2 separate regions of the Homo sapiens genome follow, and region 1 is linked to region 2. A link is an interaction called in ENCODE POLR2A ChIA-PET data of the cell type or tissue named here. Cell type or tissue: PC-9. All regions are shown on one strand. Each heading gives the region's core, and the rest is flanking DNA. Links, peaks and the distances in the headings are about the cores only. Region 1 overlaps SYNDIG1 (synapse differentiation inducing 1). Region 2 has its middle 87 kb from the start of SYNDIG1.

Region 1 (5,376 bases), core at 162-5,161, 290 kb before region 2:
GCCTAGAGGCCCTTCAGGCTACCCTCAGACCAACGTGAGAGGCTCACGGTGGGCATCCTGGAGCGGGTGTGGGTCTGTGTCCCCAGTGTGAAGGCCAGGACTCAACCTTTCCTGCACGCTGCTGTCCTTGGGCCTTTAAAGGTTTCCTGAAAAAAGCTGTCCTACCCCATGGGCCTTCAAAACCAAATCAAACCACACCAAAACGAAACAAAACAAACAAAACACACCAAACACCATCAGCAGGAGCAGCAACAAAACCCAAAGGATTGAGCCCTTGGCCTTTCTCCTGGAGTAGAGGCTGGTTTCCCACTTTTCAGCTCAAGAAAATACAGGTTTCCCCACAGCATGAATCGCCCCTCTCCTGTTGTTTGGGTTTGGAAAGCCAAGCCCGGCCCCACCCACTGGGAATGTCTCTAGTCTGGTGCTTCTGCGTGGAGTCATCCACATTCACACCCGTCTGCTTCTTTTCCACCAGGTAGGTTTGGGCAAATCCTTAGAGCCCTCAGGGTCTTCCCCCGCCCAGGGGGGTCATCCCATTATGCATACCTGCCTGGAGCTCCATCCCAGCCACCCCCATCCCCTTGTGCATGGGGCAGCTGTACTCAACCTTCTCATTTCCCACCCTGTTCTGATGCCCCATGCCATGCCCGTCCCTCACTCCTGTGGGAAAGTGAAGCCACCCCTGTGGTCCTGAGTCCCGCTGCACCTTAAATGCAGGGTCAGCAGCTCCTGCCCCTTCTTCCTCTCCCCACAGGGAGCTTTGACTCTTTCCTGTGAGGCTCAGGCAGTTGACAAATTCATTACTCAATGGACATGCTTGTTTGGCAGGGAGCCCTCAGTCTGAAGACCTCCTTTGTCTTGGTCTAGCATCCACCATTACTTTCAAAGATGAGCAGAATATTCAGACAAGAGCCTCAGGGGAGTGAAACCCCCACCCCTTGGACAGCCAAGCTCACTCTGAAGAGCAGGGAGGAACTTCCAGGAGGTCACGGGGGTGGGGACAGCACAGCCACCGCCTGATGCAATTGATCCCAGTGTTATCAGCACAAAGTAGCGCATGGAGGCATCCCTAGGTAGGAGATGGGACGGCTGTGATTTCCAAGGGTTCAGCCTCAGCTCAGGCTATAAAGGGACAGTTAATGGCTTATTGGCAAATTGGATCAACAGATGTCAGCACTGATGGCAACTAATGCAGGTGGACTTTGAGGGAAAGAGGGAAGCACAAAAATGTCCTCATAAGGACAGGCATTTCAGCCCATCCACTAGGAGCCTCTAAGGGATGCTATGAAACCTCAGGGGTCAGATCCTGAACTTAGGTCACGGCTCTGGAGGGTGGCTTTGGCCATGGCCTCCGTGCACGCTCCACTTGACATTGGTATCCAGGGCATGGGAGTGGCGATTGGCAAGCAGGAAGATTGCTCCGCTGGTCATTTTAAACCCAGAGGCTGCTGCAGAGGGCAGGGCCACTTGCAGAGCTGGCTGAGTTTGAGGGAAGCCCTGTCCCAGCTCTGGAGGGGCTGGTCCTGGTGTCAGGGGGCCTGGTTCCTGGTTAGCTGTGTGGCCTGTCTGTGGCAGCTGCAGATGGCATGGTGACCAATGATGGGTCCTCCCCCACCATGTTCTCCTCAGAACCCACTGTAGTTCCCTGGGAATAGCTGGGGTATGACATCTGGTCAAGTCATTTGGGACACTTGCTGAAGTTGGGGATGCCTGGGGAGGCGGGGGTACCTGGGGAGGTAGGGATGCCTGCGGAGGTAGGGACGCCTGGGGAGGCGGGGGTACCTGGGGAGGTGGGGGTACCCGGGGAGGCGGGTATTCCTGGGGAGGAGGGGTACCTGGGGAGGCAGGGGTACCTGGGGAGGCGGGGATGCCTGGGGACGTGGGGGTACCTGGGGAGGTGGTGATGCCTGGGGAGGTGGGGGCACCTGGGATATGAGGATGCCTGGGGAGGTGGGGGGATGCCTCGGAAGGCAGGGACACCTGGGGAGGAGGTGGGGACACCTCCCTCCTGGGACTATTGGGAGGATGAGGCGAGGTCATGTGTTCCTGGCATAGCTGTGCTTAGTGGATGCCACGTGGGCCTAACAGCAATGATGCAGGTTTAGGGAGGTGCAGGTCGCTCCGGCACACTCGGAAGATGGCTCAGCTGACAGCAGTCACTAACACAACCACCAAAGATGACCTTCAGTCACTTTCCCTGCCGCCAAGGCCAAGCCAGTCGCAGGGCTGTCACACACTGTGCCTAGCTGCCAGGTGAGCTGCTCGGCCCCATGGCTGCCTTCAGCTGGCCCTGTTCCTTGTGCCCACCTAGGACCATTTACACCCATAGGTAAAGCCTTTGAGAAAGACTTGGCAGAGCTTGACAACTTAGGGCCAAGCCCCTGGGAACTGAGGCTTTTCCATCTGGAAATACAGAGGCTGGAATAAGATGGGCAGTTGATCTAGCAGAGGTAAAGTACCTGGCACTGAGGGCCTGGCTTAGGGTGACTGTGACAGTATAGACAGAAATGATGGGTGTGGATATACAGACAGGTTCTACTTCTTTACCACATCCAAAGGTATGCACCTTTGGGGAGCCTTTGAACTTAAAGTGGATCATTTCAGGACAAGTGCAAAGAAGCCCATTTGACACAATGACTTGTGATAAATGAACCCTGAGAGATGGAGGGACATTGACCAGCCATGGGACAGCCAGCCAAGGACATGATAGTAACCATGACCACCTGCTCCTGCCAGGCGTGATGGTCTGTGCCTCGTGCCTTCCCCAGCAACCCCACAAAATGGGCCTTATTGATTAGCCTCTCCAAGAGACGAAGCTCAAAATGGGCCTTATTGATTATCCTCTCCTAGAGACGAAGCTCAGAGAGGTGTAGACCTTTTTTTTTTTTTTTTTTTTTTTGATGGAGTCTTGCTCTGTCTGGCCCAGGCTGGAGTGCAGTGCCACAATCTCGGCTCACTATAACCTCCGCCTCCTGGGTTCAAGTGATACTCCTGCCTCAGCCTCCCGAGTAGCTGGGATTACAGGTGCCCACCACCATGCCTGGCTAATTTGTTGCATATTTAGTAGAGACAGGGATTTCACCATGCTGGTCAGGCTGGTTTCAAATTCCTGACCTCGTGATCCACCCTCCTCGGCATCCGAAAGTGCTGGGATTACAGGTGTGAGCCACTGTGCCCTACTGAGGTGTAAACCTTTACCCAAGATCACACAGCTAGAAAGTAGCACAGCTGGATTCAAATCCAGGTTGGTTTGAACCTAAACCTATGCCCTCCATGGCCAGTGACTCTAACTCCTACAGGGGTGTTGGCTGGCTTCCTTATCTACTTCTTAGGGTTAACATCCTACAGTGTTTGTGAACCACCCAGTAGAGACAAATGCTAGATGGATCTCAAATTTGACCCGAGAAGACAGTGCTAATAATTTTCAGAATATTAAATGTTCAAGGTCAAGGAGGAGAGTTTCAGGCAGAAGGATCAAACACAGAGACCTTAGTCCAGGGCAGTGGTTCTCAACCTTGGCTTCACGTTGCAGTTACAAGGCCACATCCTGACCCATCAAGTCAGCCTGGGGCTGACCCAGGCCTCAGGAATTTGCGAAGTGCTGCCGGTGGAGCCACCGTCCTGGAGAGGGGGTCTCTGTGTCCACTGAGGGGATTAGGACGATCATATTTACTGGTGGAAATTGAAGCGGCAGGGACTTTGGTTCTCCTTGAGACCCCCCTACTATTTCAGCAGTGGAGGCCTGGGTGGCTCTGCAGTTCCTTAAACCACAAGGGGAAAGTATAAATGAAACCCAACGACAGCTATTCATCAGAAAGAAAAGTCTTAAGCGAAAAAGCTAAAAGATAATTTTTTGTTAAGTAATGAACACTCGTAAAACAGCAATGAAATGGTATTAAAATGTCTGTGATTACTTATTTCTCAGCATTCATCTGGTAACTTAAGCAGCATGAAGCAAGAGTTGCACTTTAAAAAATGACAAGAAAATAGCTATTCATTTAGTCGACAGAGTAAGGCCCATCTCATTTCCAGGATCACTAGTTTCTGCTTATGACGGGGTGAGCATCCGCCAGCGCGGTGATTGGGAGGCGCCCCTGTGTCTTTAGGCTGAGGCAGTGCCCATAGCTGCAGTGCCTCGAGTTTCCGGAGCAACCGCGGGGCTCTTTCTTGAGGAGTCTTGGGAGGGGCGGTGGCCTGCCTCCCCATCCTAGATCAGCGAGGTCCCAAGAGTGCGTATTGCTGCGGGGTAGCTGTGGAGTGTAGACACGTTCCGGAGGTGGCTTGACATCCTGAGGCTGGGGTGGTGTGAAGGGAAAGAAAGAGGGGCAGGTCCCGGGCTTTGCTGGCTCTGCTTCTCAGGGTCAGGCCAATGGGTCTGCAGAGCAGTGCAGCGGGGCTCCTGCCAGCCGTGGTGTTGCCTCTTTCTTCCCAGCCCCATTCTCGTCTTGCAGGGAAGGCGTGTGGACTCCGGGGGGCACAAAGGACTCCAGCAGGGCCACAGACAGAAGAGTGATGTGTCCCTTGTCCTCTGCCTATTGCACCGTATTCCATAAAAAATAAACACTTTTTTGGACTGTTTGTATATTGCTAATGCGGTGGCACTCTGGGCACTGGCAGGCTGCAGAGAGCCGCGTTGCCATTCATCCACCAGAATCCATCCAGAGACAGCCTTGCGGGCTGGGATCTTTGGAGCTTTCCTTTGGAAGGATTAGCAGTGCCCGTCTGTCTGGTGCTCTACACAGTGCTGTGAACATGAAATTAAAGGATAAAAACAAAATAAATCCATGGGTAGGAAATCCCAGGGCTTCGTGGCATCATTTGGCAATCATTTGTACTGTACAGCATCATGCGGTATGCCTGCTTCCTCCACGTCCACACAGACCTGGCCCCGGGTGCTCCCCCTCCATTCGCAGGAAGCTCACAGGTGGTTGTTCTTGGAGAGGTAGGCGATGAGGGCCACGGCCACGCCCACATAGACGCCAGTCCCAATGGTGATGGACAGCACTGCCAGGAATAGGGCCCGCCGGGAGCTGGTGCTGGCCTGGTGCAAGTCCCCCTTGGCCACGGCTTTGTTGGTCTGCAGAGTTGGAGAAGAAAAAGGAAGTCATTGTAAGCAAGTCGGAACAAGCAGTGAGTGGAGGGCTCATCTACGGCTCCTGATTCAGAAAAAGGCATTGTTGATGCAGAGAAGGCTGAGGGGGAAACTGTGCTCACCCCTGCTATGACCAGGGCAGTTCTTTAACTGCAAGAAACAAATGTGGGGCTGGGGCCTGCTGCTGCTCCCCCACACCGCAGGGAAGACAGACTTCTTTTCTACTTGGCCCCAAGGGAATAAGAGAAGGCTGGAAGTAGCCCAACTGAGTTCCATCAGTGTGG
Region 2 (5,376 bases), core at 298-5,297:
CTGTTTCCATGTTCTCCCTTTCCATTCTCCCTTGAAACCACTGAAATCAGTCCTCCAATATTATGGCTTCTCTGAGACCGCTTTAAGACCATTGACGATTTCAATGTTGCTGAATCCATTAGACATAATTCCAGTCTCTGCCCAATCTTCTGCTGCATTCAGCTTCTCACCACCTCCTCCTACTAACATTCCATAAGGAAGCCTCTGGCATTGCTCGCCCTGGCCGCCTTCTTTCTCAGAGTCCTATTCAGAGCCTCCTTTTCTATAGTGCTATTAAAGTTTGCAGATCCTTACAGGGCCTGGTTTCTCCTCCAGGCACACTCTCTCTGGGAGAACCCGTTCATCCCTATAGCATTAACAAAGATTTCTGTCCTAATAACTTCCATCCTACCCCCAATATTTTGGATATTGTGATGGTAGTCACTGCATGTACGTCTCTTCCATATCCTCAGCCCATTCCTCAATGGCCTTAGGCCTTTGAAGTCCCCAGATAATATAAAGGAGAGACATCAACTGACACCATGACATAGAAGATAAGGCTGCATTCGGCATTGTTTCCTTGGGGATGAGACAGAACAGTAGAACTCTGGCTCAAGACCAGCTCACAGAAATCAGAAATGACCTTCTATCAGCACCAATGTCACCAACTCCCCACCTTCCTTCCTCCTCTCCCTAACACCAGCCCAGCAGAAAAGTCCCCTGAGGGGAGGTCCCCTGTCTAACTTGCTCTGTGAACTACATGCTGTCTAATATTCAGCATGAGTTTCTCATATGTTTGCTTTGGGTTTTGGAGATCCCACATTATTTACATTTTTACGTCTGAAGACCTGGCTTTCCTTGTTACTGTTGAGAGAAAAACAAGCCAGTTCTATACCAATTTAGTTGAGGCAACAGCAAGAGTCGTAAGATCAACAGAAAGGTCCCAACCAAAGATATCGCTGCCAAGTGACAGTTTGGGCACTGCACCCAACTGAGCCATGTCCGATTTTGTTACTTGATATACTGTTTGAATTTGGGCAAGTTGGTGGGTCTCACTGAGGCTTAAATTGTGGCGAGTAACAGGGCTCGTTTTGGGACCTTTTGCTACCATGGGATGTTGTAAGGCTGAAGTTAAACAATATGTGAAAGTATTTAGCAGAATGCCTGGAATGAAGTAGAAGTACCTGCCTAATAATCCTCAAGTCTTGTGGGTGAAAAAGGAAGTGACTGGTGGATTCACAAGTGCCCTGCTCTGTTTTCCTGAATATAGTGACCCTGAGTCTTTGTGGGCTCAACCCCTGCAGGACCCTCCCTATCAATACTCCTTGGCAGGGTGAACAAAGCAGTGTTGTCTAAAAAGCGGGGGAGGAGGGCGCCTGGTGGGCTGGAGAGCGAGGGCCTGGTTGATGCACCAGTGTAAATGGAGAGCCTGAGCAATAGTTAGAGTAGAGTAGACAGAACAATGCTAACCTTGGATTCCACCAGCTAAGTACTCGTCTCTTGGGGTGATATTGATTCAACTTCCCACATGCTGTAGATAAGGAAGAATGCCCTCTGAGAGTCAGTGAATAAACTAGCACAAAATGGATGGCATTGGGTCAGGTGCCATGGTGCACTCCTGTAATCCTAACATTTTAGGAGGTCAAGGTGGGAGGATTGCTTGAGGCCAAAAGTGTGAGACCAGCCTGGGCAACATAATGCGACCCCTATGAAGGAAGAAATGATGACTGGTGCTGTGGAAAGAGAGCTCTATTAAAAAAAAAAAAACATGACATCGGAAAGACTTATGCGACATCATCTGAAGAGATGACAATATAGACTGACCCCAAGTCAAGGAAAAATTTGACTTAGGGTTTTAATATAGCTTTAAATAAGATGTGTTAATCAGTTAAGAGACAGAAGTGTTGGTCAGAAGACAGTGTGTAAATATCATATCAAGTGTCATTGAAGCAAATGTTGAAAGCATCCATCTATGAACTGCCCAGGATCTGGATGGGAGATCTCTAGCTATTGATGCTGCTTGAATGATCCAACGCTTTCTTCTGATTTCATGCCCTCCAGAGCAGGCTTTGTGATCAAAATGACGATTTTGATCCTTTTTGTGCATACAAAAGTCATTTGCTAAAGATGTCAGGGTGAGCTGTCTGGTCAACCTGAGGATTATAGTTTTTGCTATAGGTTCCTCAATGGCCTCCTTGTTTATACATCTGGATCTTGTGAGCTCTGCAACTGTGCATCTGTACCTGAGTGGCAGGTTTACACTCTGAGCGTTGATAAGATTAGATCCTTGAGCCTATAAAGCTGTTGAACACAGGCACAGTGAAATGTCATTTGACAGGCTTTTTGGCAGTCTGCCCAGCTGGGAAAAACAGATTGGCCCCACTTTCATTCAAATCACAGGTCAGGATAGAGGCTGCTCACAGATGCTCAAACAATGCTGGGAGCCATCATCAAAAATCCACAACGAATGATTCTCACTTTGCTTTGTCCTACAGAGTGCAGATCCTTCATTCCTGCACATTAATGAGACTGACATACACAGTCCATCTTGTCCCAGGCCTACTGGAATGCCACAGCATCTGCAAGCAAACAACAAAATAATCTTGGTTAAGAAAAACAAGTATGAAGCTCTCCATCTATAAATCACACGGAGACCTGGCAGGGTAGAGTATACCAGAACCGAAACTGGAAACATAAATTGTTTTTTTGGAGGCAGCGTGGAGCTATTACTGCCTGCCAGCATCCAGTGCTGTCAGATACAAATTTATCGCAGCACCGCACAGCCACTGCGTCACCCAGATGCTTGAGCCAGCACGTGGGCCACCACTGTGGCTCTGCAGACTGCCTCCTCTAGCCCCAGCCAGTGGGTTTGTAGGATCTCAGAGTGGGGACCAGGTTTATTCATTAGGGGGGGTGTCAGTGGGTTCTGTCTCCAGTGGAGATGGAGTGGGCAGCCAATGTGGACAACAGGGAGATTGGGAATAAAGATGGACCCAATTATTTTTAAGAAAAACTCTCAGGCAGGTGACTGAAAATATTTTTAAAAGAAGGTGCAGAGGATGACATACTGTGTGATTCTTTGCTCAACCAGACGCTTGTCTTGGTAAGCCATACGCTCAGAAAATCCCGATAATCTGCAGAAGTTTGAAACAGCTTAGGGAAAGCAGGCAATCAGCCCCCGTGAAAATCAGAAGCAGGGAACAGCTGAAACAGAAGTCATGACCCAGCATGGAGCCTCTGCTTCTTCATTTTCCAGGCACTGGGAACCACCTGGCAGCTTTGGTTTCTATCTCATGGGGCTTGGCAATCTTTTGAGGTGCTTTACTTCCAGAATTTCCTCCTAAACGTATGCTCCTCCTTCCACCCATTCAAACATGCAGTGCATCAGAGGATGAAGGTGGGGGTAGAAAGAACAAAGCTTAAGAGATTTCCTGGCTTTCGTGTCTACACCCTGAGCTCCTGGAAGATTTCACAAGAAATGTGAAAGAGGGAGATGGACAGAAATTTTGTGGCAGAAGCCAAGGGTCCTGGGAGAAACAAGGGTGCAAGGAACTTCTCTGATACTAGAGACAGAGAGGAGATTTTCCTAGGCTGATAGGGGAGTGAGAGCTGTCCAGGAGTCAAGGGAGGTCTCTCCAACTTAGAGCAGTGGAGAAGATTGCTGGATTCTCTGTAGCAAGCTAGGAGGTAGCTTGGCCCCAGAAAGATGCATCTGGGACATGAGGTACCTCACAGATTCTCTCACTCTGCTGTGGCCATGGACATAAATCTATCCCAAAGGCAGGGGCAGCGGCCTTCCGTGGAAGCCTGAGCAGGTGGATAAGGATGCCTGAGTTTCTCACCCCACACACCTCTTCCTGCTACTTTGTAGCTCAAGAGCTTGGAAACACGATGAATTCCCATTGGTAACACTCTAAGACTTAATGAGATGTGTTTCCAGCTAAATCAGTGAGATGGGATCTAAAGTCCAAATTGAATTGGAAGTTGCAGATAGAGAGCTACCCTTACCTGAAGTACCCAAGATTCCATGTTTCTTAGGTCAAGAAGAGAGCACCTCTTTCTCACTTCTTTCACTGCCAGATGGAGAGGAATTAATGCAAGGGACCTGACGTGAGTGGCCCCCCAGGGCTACAGCCTAATGCACAGTGGGCTTCTTCCCATAGAAAGTTAGGTGTGATGGTAGCAGGAAGCTGGAAAGGTTTAGGGAACAATACAGAGTTCGCCCAGTTGGTTTAAATGAAGAGACTTTAGTGAAAGGACCATTTAGAGGTAAGGAACAGCGTTATGGAAGAAAATCAGGTGTGGTTAAGCACCTGCAGCCAGCAGCGACAGGAGGTTATGTTACTGTCCTTAAGGCCTCGTGAACAGAAAGTGAGAGAAGTTTACTGTAGCCTGGTGAGCTGTGAGCTGTGGAAAAGGTCATCCAGTGGGAGCTGCATGTGCAGATGACACAGTCACCATCAGGACAAGGTACTGGGACGGGGAAGTATTCAGGAAGAAACACCTGGTTTCTCTCTACTCTTGCTCTCCAGTGCTCTTCTGGTGCCTATTGGTCAGACCTAACCAGAAACCTGCAAGTCTGGAGTTAGCCTCGTGGTCTGCATGTATCCTCCTCGAGCACACAGCGTGGCAGAAAAAGTTGTAGAATGAATCTGGGGCAGAAAACAAAGAATGATGAAGGCTGATGCCAAGGTCTAAGTCAGGTGCATGGTCCAAGCTTACACCTTCAATTTCTTTTGGGCATACACCTACCAGTGGGATTGCTGGATCATATGGTGGCTCTATTTGCAGTTTTTTGAGGAGTCTCCAAACTGTCCTCCATAGTGATTGTACTAATTTACATTCCCACCAATAGCGTACAAGGGTTCACTTTTCTTCACATCCTCATCAGCATTTGTTATTGCCTGTCTTTTGGATAGAGGCCATTTTAACTGGAGGGAGATAATACCTCATTGTAGTTTTGATTTGCATTTCTCTGTTTATCAATGATGTTGAGTGCCTTCTCAAATGCCTGTTTGCCATTTGTATGTCTTCTCCTGAGAAATATATATTCAGATATTTTGCCATTTTATGATCAGATTATTAGGTTTTTTCCTGTGGAGTTGTTTGAGCTCCTTCTATATTCTGGTTATTAATACCTTGTCAGATGGGTGGTCTGCAAAATTTTTTCTCCTATTCTGTGGGTTGTCTCTTCACTTTGTTGACTGCTTCCTTTGCTGTGCAGAAGCTTTGTAACTTGATGTGATCCCATTTGTCCATGTTTGCTTTGGTTGCCTGTGCTCAATGAATAGTTCAAGTCCTGGAACCAAAATGATGTTCCCTGGAGCAGGAGGGCAAATGAATAAGAAGGACATCTGGAGAAATTTCAGGATGGGTTTGGAAGCTGTAATCTTAAAT

What was found. ChIA-PET counts read pairs that join two places held together with the same protein. Peaks named below come from ENCODE experiments on the same cell type or tissue, not always from the same donor. Only the 100,000 strongest peaks of a DNase experiment are listed, where the experiment ranks them.
Region 1: POLR2A ChIA-PET joins it to region 2 with 25 read pairs; 2 of 35 experiments call an interaction of 5 or more read pairs at or near these places.

What each region holds. Positions count from the first base shown.
Region 1 is chr20:24,665,047-24,670,422 of GRCh38, reverse strand. SYNDIG1 (synapse differentiation inducing 1) reads right to left here. Exons shown (of 4, transcript NM_024893.3): 4 at 3,807-5,077. The coding sequence ends at 4,919. Among named protein-coding and RNA genes, the nearest start is that of SYNDIG1, 200 kb to the right of the region's middle. In PC-9, for the core only: no CTCF peak of the experiment used is centred there; a DNase peak (open chromatin) is centred at 2,562.
Region 2 is chr20:24,379,918-24,385,293 of GRCh38, reverse strand. No RefSeq gene overlaps it. Among named protein-coding and RNA genes, the nearest start is that of SYNDIG1, 87 kb to the left of the region's middle. In PC-9, for the core only: no CTCF peak of the experiment used is centred there; no DNase peak of the experiment used is centred there.